Linked DNA regions of Homo sapiens: region 2 is linked to region 1. The links are chromatin contacts, found by Hi-C or POLR2A ChIA-PET in ENCODE. All regions are on one chromosome and are shown on one strand. The core of a region is the stretch at or near the end of the contact, and the rest is flanking DNA. Distances in the headings are between cores, read along the strand shown. Region 1 holds the start of FBXO2 (F-box protein 2). Region 2 has its middle 6.1 kb from the start of RNU5E-1.

Evidence for each region. A loop is a pair of places that touch in the nucleus more often than their neighbours do. ChIA-PET counts read pairs that join two places held with the same protein, here RNA polymerase II (POLR2A). Pooled maps may share reads with other maps.
Region 2: a map of OCI-LY7 shows a loop between it and region 1 (11-fold over the local background). The contact joins the enhancer-like site here to the promoter of FBXO2 in region 1. A Hi-C loop is called at or near these places in 14 of 168 maps with a recorded cell type or tissue (B cell, CD4-positive, alpha-beta T cell, CD8-positive, alpha-beta T cell and 10 more), 22 of 37 single-sample maps with no recorded cell type and 35 of 50 pooled maps. POLR2A ChIA-PET finds 5 or more read pairs at or near these places in 37 of 52 experiments (AG04450, B cell, BJ and 29 more).

The regions. Positions count from the first base shown.
Region 1 is chr1:11,653,179-11,656,743 of GRCh38, forward strand. It overlaps FBXO2 (F-box protein 2), which reads right to left and starts at 1,251. Exons shown (of 6, transcript NM_012168.6): 1 at 1,141-1,251. The coding sequence starts at 1,162. It overlaps FBXO44 (F-box protein 44), which reads left to right and starts at 1,699. Exons shown (of 6, transcript NM_033182.7): 1 at 1,699-1,774; 2 at 2,628-2,922. The coding sequence starts at 2,658. RefSeq lists silencers at 1,201-1,340, 1,581-1,810, 1,861-1,930.
Region 2 is chr1:11,899,409-11,904,760 of GRCh38, forward strand. No RefSeq gene overlaps it. Among named protein-coding and RNA genes, the nearest start is that of RNU5E-1, 6.1 kb to the right of the region's middle. Within about 2 kb of position 2,208, at least 3 of the 41 ENCODE cell types and tissues checked have a DNase peak (open chromatin) inside an H3K27ac peak, as active enhancers do; they include HCT116, OCI-LY7 and PC-9, where a contact is called at or near this core.

The DNA of each region.
Region 1 (3,565 bases), core at 1-2,500:
TCCGGCCCTGGCCCCATCGGACACCTGATGCTCCCCGAAAGGTGCACCTCACCCAGTCCCCTCTTCTGGCCCCGGGGCCTGGCACTCGAGGCCCCAGATCCAATTACAGCTCCCCCCACCCTCTCTCTTACACACACAACTCCCCACATTGTTGCCGGCGGAAAGTTATCTGGCCCCTGGAAGCTGCCTGCCTGCGAGGCTGACTCACTCACCTGGAGTGGGCCCCAGAGTCCAGGGTATAGCTGATCCCTGGGAAAAAGCAGGAGCCAGTTCTGGAGCCCTACAGAGGGTGTGGCCAGAAGGCCGTGGATTGGGAGCAAGGGCTGCGAGAGCTGGAATTTTCAGGGCTGGAGGCGGGGGAATGGGGGGTGAGGGGGGGCCTGAGCTTTCATCAGTCTGTTTGCCACCGCCTAACCCAAGCAATGCCCATCCCCAGCTGGACCTGATGAGGAAAGAGTGAGGGCTGTCTGCAGGCAGGTCTTGTTTCCATCCTGACTCAGCAGGCAACCCCTGCAGGCCCCGCAGGGAGTTGGAGGGATGGGGGTGAGGGGTCTTGGGTGCCAGAGAGGATGACTGGGCAGCCTGGGAAGGCCCTGAGCACCAGCCAAAGCTGCCCCCAACGCTCCCTCACCGCTAGTCGGGTCCCCACTGGGCATCTCACCACCCCGGGGAGGGGCAGCCCCTCCAGACAAGGGAGCTCAGGAGGAAGGCAGGAATAGGTGAGGCCAGGCCTGGGACCCCAAGGAACCCACGGGGATTCAGACGGCCCAAGGCCCAGAGCTGGAAGAGCTGATGAAAGAAAAGGCTCGCAGCCTCCCTCCCAGACGCATCCCAGGCCCCCGCCAGACAGACCCTCAGGAAGCTGGGAGGCGGGAATGTGGGGGTCCTCTGGTGCTACTTCCTGGCTAAATGGGACCCAGGAGTTCTCTCTCCTTGCCAGTCGCCTCTCAAGGCCTCCCGCCAGACCAAGATAGCAGAGAGACGTGCTCTTTGGAGACCGCCTCTAGGGCTTCGCTGGCGTGAAAGTTTGCCGCGCCAGGTCTCCGGGTCCCCTCGCTCTCTGACGCCCCTCTGTGCAGCGCTCGCCCGCCGACCCCATCTCCCCTCCCCGCCGCAGCGAGCGGTCCAGGCGTCGGCTACCTGGGTCACCGTCTCCGTCCATCGCTGCGGAGGGCGGTCGCGAGAGGAGGAGCCGGAGCGCTGCGGGCTGCGCGAGTCCCGGGGCGGCGAGTCCCGGCGCTGTCCGCGTCTGTGTCGGTCCCGGCGACCGCGCCTCTTAAAGGCCCCCGACCCGACCCGCCCCGCCCCGCCTCTGGCCCCGCGCCCGGCCGCCCCGCAGTCCCAGCAGTCTGCTCGAGGCCCGGGGCTGCGGGTTCCTCAGCGGACCGAGGAGGCTGGGAAAGGTCAGGAGTCGTTTTTTTTCCAACTGGGGAGGGGTCCGATTTGGGGCATCTCGCAGCTCGCTCCTGGGGGACTGCTGGGAGGAGGCGGCTAGGGGAGGCACGGAGAGGCTGGGTCAGGCCGAGGGTGAGGGGCGGGTGGCCCAGGCGGAGTCGGAGTATAGGAGGTGCCTTCCGCCCCACCCCCCACACCAGGTAATTTTCCTACGACGCGGTGGGGGTGCGTCCCTGGCCCAGCGCTGCGCGGGGCGGGGCGCGGGGCGCGGGGGCGGGGCCTGGCGGGCCGGGGCGGGGCCTCGCTTTCCAGGCAAGCGCAGGTCCAGGCGGTGCAGCTTGGGCGGCCCAACGGATCGTGCCGCGGCGGCCGAGCGCAGGTGACCGGCAGGAGGGGGCGCGGGGGGCGCTGGGGAGGGGGCGCGGCTGGGCGGGGGCTGCCGGGAAGGCTCCTGGGTTCCGGGTCGCGCCGCAGTTGCCGAGGGAGGCCTGGCACCGACCAGGCCCAGGCCGCCGAGCTTGCCCGGGCTGCGCTGCGCGGCTGCGAACGGGGGCTGGGGTCGCCATCGATGTACAGGGGTCCGAGCCCAGACTTTGGGGGGCATTTTAAGGCACAGCGTGGGAAGGGGAGGCTGCAGGCGCGCTGGCGGACTTGGGGCTGGCGGAGCCCAGCCGCGGGGCTGGGGGTGGGAGTGGGGGTGGGGAGATAGGAAGGGCCCTTCCCTGTCGCCCACCCTCTTGCCACTCCCACCTAGGCAGGAGATCATGTCCTCTGAGATCTTGAGAAGGTGGCTGGAGCCCTTTGGACCTCCGCGGGAGGCAGTGATAATTAGCCTCCTCCTCCCATCATGTTCTGAGGATGGGAGAGAGGATGGTGACGGCACCGGAGGCCTGGGGTGCTCTGCCCGGCTGCGCATTATATCCCCATTAAAGACTGGCCTACTGAAAAAGGCTGGCCCTGGAATCAAAGAAGATCCGGGCTTCTTCCCCCTCTGCCCTTATTTTTGACCTTGGGCAGTGCCTTCCACCTCTATTGTGAGAGGCCAGAGAAAAAAATCAGAGCTCACCTTTTATTAAAGTACCTGATGTGTCCCAAGCTCCTTGGACCGCCCCAGTGACCCCTGGAGGTAAGGCATCCATTTACAGAGAAGGAAACAGGCTGGGAGAGGCACCATGCTCTCCCGAGATAAATGGCAGAGCAGGGATGAGGCCTGCAGCATAGCTTTTCAACAGCTACAGGAGGGTGTCCAGAAGCCACAAGCCATGGCTGTGGGGAACATCAACGAGCTGCCCGAGAACATCCTGCTGGAGCTGTTCACGCACGTGCCCGCCCGCCAGCTGCTGCTGAACTGCCGCCTGGTCTGCAGCCTCTGGCGGGACCTCATCGACCTCGTGACCCTCTGGAAACGCAAGTGCCTGCGAGAGGGCTTCATCACTGAGGACTGGGACCAGCCCGTGGCCGACTGGAAGATCTTCTACTTCTTACGGAGCCTGCACAGGAACCTCCTGCACAACCCGTGCGCTGAAGGTGGGGTACAGGCCGGGTCTGGCATGCCTCCAGTACACAGTCATGACACCAGGAACATGTATTGAGCACTTAGTATGAGCCGGGTACTTTGGATGGTTTAACACCTTTACTTCTCTCACAGTAACCCAAAGAGGTAGCTACTGTTAGTGCACACATTTTTCAGATGGGCAAACTGAGGCCAAGAGTGGTGTTTCTTATTCTTACTATACTCTTTTTTTTTTTTTTTTTTTTTTGAGACGGAGTTTCACTCTGTCACCCAGGCTGGAGTACAGTGACACAATCTTGGCTCACTGTAACCTCCACCTCCCAAGTTCAGCCTCCCAAGTAGCTGGGATTACAGGCATGTGCCACCACACCTGGCTAATTTTTTTTTTTTTTTTAGATGGAGTCTCGCTCTGTTGCCCAAGCTGGAGTGCAATGGTGCGATCTCGGCTCACTGCAACCTCCACCTCCTGGGTTCAAGCGATTCTCCTGCCTCAGCCTCCCGAGTAGCTGGGATTACCGGTGCCCGCCACCACGCCCAGCTAATTTTTTGTATTTTTAATAGAGACACAGTTTCACCATGTTGGCCAGGCTGGTCTCAAACTCCTGGCCTCAGGTGATCTGCCCGCCTTGGCCTCCCAAAGTGCTGGGATTACACGCA
Region 2 (5,352 bases), core at 958-3,457, 250 kb after region 1:
AACATTCCTAGGGGACTCTGTTCCTTTCCTCCCTCCTATCCCTTGCTTTCAAGTTAGTTAAAGCTAGACAATGAGGTCGGTGCAATGCGTCTGCATCTGGCAGGGGCAGCCACCTTCCTTGGAAATGGGGAGAGATGGTGCAAGAGAGAAGAGAGCCGGGAGAATAGGGGTGGGGCCCCAGGGCTGAGGCATGCCCTCCTGAGCTACTGCAAACTGCAGCCCCCAAGGGCCCAGGTGACATCATGTAATGGGCCTTAGCAAGACCCCCTTCCACTTCTGGGCCCTTATCTTCCCCTCTCAGCTCCTGACCCCTCCCCAGTCAGATGCCCTTGTTTGTAAGCTCTGCATCTCTCCCCTTCCCTCTCTCTCTTTCCCTCTCTTTTCAATATCATTGTTCTTTTATTCTTCTGATTATAAAAATTACTGTTGGCCAGGCCCTGTGGCTCACGCCTGTAATTCCAGCACTTTGGGAGGCTGAGGTGGGTGGATCACGGGGTCAGGAGATCAAGACCATCCTGGCTAACACGGTGAAACCCTGTCTCTACTAAAAATACAAAAAAATGAGCCGGGCATGGTGGCTGGTGCCTGTAATCCTAGCTACTCAGGAGACTGAGGCAGGAGAATCGCTTGAACCTGGGAGGTGGAGGTTGCAGTGAGCCGAGATAGTGCCACTGCACTCTAGCCTGGACAACAGAGCAAGACTCTGTCTCAAAAAAAAAAAAATTTCACCGGGCGTGGTGGCGAATGCCTGTAATCCCAGCTACTCAGGAGGCTGAGGCAGGAGAATCACTTGAACCCAGGAGGTGGAGGTTGAGCTGAGATTGTACTACTGTACTCCATCCTGAGCGACAGAATGAGACTCTGTCTCAAAAAAAAAAAAAAGTGTGTTTCTTTGCACACATTTTTGTACATTTCTGTTTCCTTAGGATGTATTCCCACATGTGAAATTATTGGCTTGACATATATTAACTGTTAAAATACTTTTGTTAGGCTGGGCGCGGTGGCTCACACCTGTAATCCTAGTACTTTGGGAGGCTGAGGTGGGTGGATCACTTGGGGCCAGGAGTTCAAGACCAGTCTGAGCAACATGGTGAAACCCTGTCTCTACTAAAAATACAAAAATTAGCCAGGCATGGTGGCACACACCTGCAGTCTCAGCTACTCAGGAGACGGAGGCACGAGAACTGCTTGAACCTTGGAGGCAGAAGCTGCAGTGAGCCAAGATCGCACCACTGCACTCCCACCTGGGCAACAGAGAGAAACTGTGTCTCAAAAAACACTTTTTTTAGGGCTCTTGATACATATCATCAAGTGACATTTTAGTAAGATTGGGCCAGTTCCTATTTCTACCTGTGGCATCTGCGTTCCTGTTTCACTGTAACATGGCTGCCTCTGAATTTTATATTTTAAAAGTATTTGCTAATGTAATAGATGGGACGTGACATACAGAGTTGCTTGTATTTGGAGTCCTCTGATTACTAGTAAGACCAAACAGGTTTTCACATATTTATTAGACATGTACATTTCTTCTGGAAAATTTTTCTCTCTACTATCAATGATTTTCTATTGCAGTTTAGTATTGATCCCATTAATTTTTCTTTTTTTTTTTTTCTTAGATACAGGGTTTCACCACATTGCCCAGGTTGGTCTTGAACTCCTGGGCTGAAGCCATCTGCCCTCTTCAGACTCCCAAAGGTCTGGGATTACAAGCGTGAGCCACCGCACCCAGCTTTATCTCATTAATTTGTAAGGCTTTTTGATATAGTACAATTGTTAACCCTTTGGTGTATTGCAAGTATGATTCTGGTGGGAGGCTCACCTTTTTGCTTGATTATTTTTGACACACAGAATTTCAAAATGTCAAATATATTTACGGTAACTTTTTAAAGGCTCGGCATGGTGGCTCACACCTGTAATCCCAGCACTTCAGGAGGCCGAGGCTAGCGGATGGCTTGAGCCCAGGGGTTCAAGACCAGCCTGGGCAACATGGAAAAACCCCGTCTCTGCAAAAAATACAAAAAATTAGCCAGTATGGTGGCATGAGTGCCTCTAGTCCCAGCTACTCAGGAGGCTGTGGTGGGAGAATCACCTGAGCCAGCGAAGTTGAGGCTCCAGTGAGCTATGATCACACCACTGCACTCCAGCCTGGGTGACAGAGCGAACTCCATCTCAAAAAAAAAAAAGAGGCTGGGCACAGTGACTCACGCCTATAGCTGTGCTGGAAGGCCGAGGCGGGAGGATCACCTGAGGTCAGGAATTCGACACCAGCCTGGCCAACATGGTGAAACCCCATCTCTACTAAAAACACAAAAATGAGCCGGGCGTGGTGGCTACTCAAGAGGCTGAGGCAGGAGAATCTCTTGAACTCAGGAGATGCAGGTTGCAGTGAGCCGAGATCACACCACTGCACTCCAACCTGGGTGACAGAGTGAGACTCTGCCAAAAAAAAAAAAAAAAAAAGAATGGCCAGGTGCAGTGCTTCACACCTGTAATCTCAGCACTTTGGGAGGCCGAGGTGGGTGGATCACGAGGTCAGGAGTTTGAGACCAGCCTGACCAACATGGTGAAACCCCGTCTCTACTAAAAATTCAAAAATTAGCCGGGCGTGGTGGCGGGTGCCTGTAATCCCAGCTACTTGGGAGGCTGAGGCAGGAGAATCACTTGAACCCGAGAGGTGGAGGTTGCAGTGAGCCGAGATCACACCACTGTACTCCAGCCTGGGTGACAGAGCGAGACTCCGTCTCAAAAAAAAAAAAAAAAAGAAAGAAAGAAAGAAAAAAGAAAAGAAAAGAAAAAGAAAAATGCTATAATCCTGCTAAAAACTCCCCTGTCTCTGTCTACTTTAGAACGCTGACCATTCCTTTGGAGTTGGTGTTTCCGAATTGTCCATCCTCACACTTTGTGCTTGAATAAACACTCTTTAAATTAGATTCTAACCCTTTTGATGATTTTAGGTTGACATTTTGGTGACCCACAGATGGGACCCAAGGCAAGCCTCCCACAATCCATGCTGCTTTGCCAACATTCTGAGCTTTGGTACCCGCAGGAACAGCTTTCACTCGTCTGACCTCATCAGAGCTAGCGGGGCTTCCTGGCATTTTCTCTTGGGTTTCAAATCTCCCTGGCTTTGGCTGAGATTCAGACTTTATTCAAGTACCCTGATTCCGCAATTCCATGCTCTATGGAGCTGGATTTGAAGCTCTACTTTTAAAAGTAGAAGTTTCAGGCCAGGCATGGTGGCTCATGCCTGTAAACCGAGCACTTTGGGAGGCTGAGGCGGGCAGATCACTTGCGGTCAGGAGTTTGAGACCAGCCTGGCCAACATGGTGAAACCCTGTCTCTACTAAAAATACAAAAATTCCCCAGGCATGATGGCACACATCTGTAATCCCAGCTACTCAGGAGGCTGAGGCAGGAGAATTGCTTGAACCCAGCGGGTTGAAGGTTGCAGTAAGCCAAGATCTTGCCAATGCACTACAGCCTGGGGAACAGAGCGAGACTCCGTCTCAAAAGAAAAAAAAAAAAGTGTGTGCCAGGCGTGGTGGCTCATGCCTGTAATCCCAGCACTCTGGGAGGCCCAGGCAGGTGGATCACCTGAGGTCAGGATCTCGAGACCAGTCTGGCCAACATGGTGAAACCCCGCCTCTACTAAAAATACAAAAATTAGCCACGTGTGGTGGCGGGCACCTATAATCCCAGCTACTCAGGAGGCTGAGGCAGGAGAAATGTTTGAATCCAGGAGGCGGAGGTTGCGGTGAGCCAAGATCACACCACTATACTCCTGCCTGGGTGACAGAGTAAGACCCTGTCTCAAAAAAAGAAAAAAAAAAAAGGAAGAAGAAATAAACTATATGTGTGTGGTTATTGTTACAAAACACACACACACACACACACACACACACAGAAAATTTAAACTAGAAACTATTGAAAATGTGTTGGGTGCAGTGGCTCACACCTGAAATCCCAGCACTTTGGGAGTTGGGAGGATCACTTAAGCCCAGGAGTTAGAGACCAGCCTGGGCAACATAGTGAGACCCCATCTCTATTACAAATAACAAAATGTAAACAAATTTTCTTTAAATAAAGAAACTATTGAAAATGGGGATGAGTGGAAACTGGGCGAAGGGGCTAGGGACAGGAGTGGGACTTCTCTGAATATATGTTTTTACATAGTTTTGATCTTTGAGTCTTGCATTTTTCATTTTCAAAAAGGAAAAATCTTAGCCGGGTGTGGTGCTGCATGCCTGTAGTCCCAGCTACTTAGGGGGCTGAGGTGGAAGGATTGCTTGAGCCTGGGAGGTTGAGGCTGCCGTGAGCTGAGATTGTGCCACTGCACTCCAGCCTTGGTGACGGAACAAGACTCTGTCTCAAAAAAAAGAAAAAGGAAAAATCAAATTATAAAGAAAAATGTATTATGACTTAAATGGGCCTTATCTCAGGAATGCAAATAATTAACATCCAAAAATCTAGCAATGGCCCAGGAGCAGTGGTTCACACCTGTAATCCCAGCACTTTGGAAGGCCAAGGTGGGTGGGTCACCTGAGGTCAGGAGTTTGCAACCAGCCTGGCCAACAGGACAAAACCCCATTTCTACTAAAAATAGAAAAACTAGCCAGGCATGGTGGTGCACACCTGTAATCCCAGCTACTCAGGAGGCTGAGGCACACGAAACGCTTGAACCTGGAGGCGGAGGTTACGGTGAGCTGAGATCGTGCCACTGCACTCCAGCCTGGGCAACAGAGTGAGACTCTGTCTCAAAAAAAAAAAAAAAAATCTAGCAATGTAATTCACCATATTGCTGAATTCAAAGGAGAAAATTTATACAACTATCTCAATAGATTCTGAAGAGCATTTGATAAAAAAACTCAGCACAGAGAAACCTGATGATAGAAGGAAATTTCCCTAACATAATTAATACAGGCTGTATGTTAAAATCTTACACCAGGCCAGACGCGGTGACTCATGCCTGTAGTCCCAGCACTTTGGGAGGCTGAAGCAGGCAGATCATGATGTCAGGAGATCGAGACCATCGTGGCCAACATGGTGAAACCTTGTCTCTACTAAAAACACAAAAATTAGCTGAGCATGGTGGCGTGTGCCTGTAATCCCAACTACTTGGGAGGCTGAGACAAGAGAATCACTTGAACCAGGGAGTTGGAGGTTGCAGTGAGCTGAGACCACGTCACTGCACTCCAGCCTGGCAACAGAGCGAGACTCCGCCAAAAAAAAAAAAACAAAAAAAAAAACTCACACCAAATATCACACATAACAACGCATTTTCCCTGATCAGGGGAAATGGGCCAGGCATGGTGGTTCACACCTGTAATCCCAACACTTTGGGCGGCTGAGACA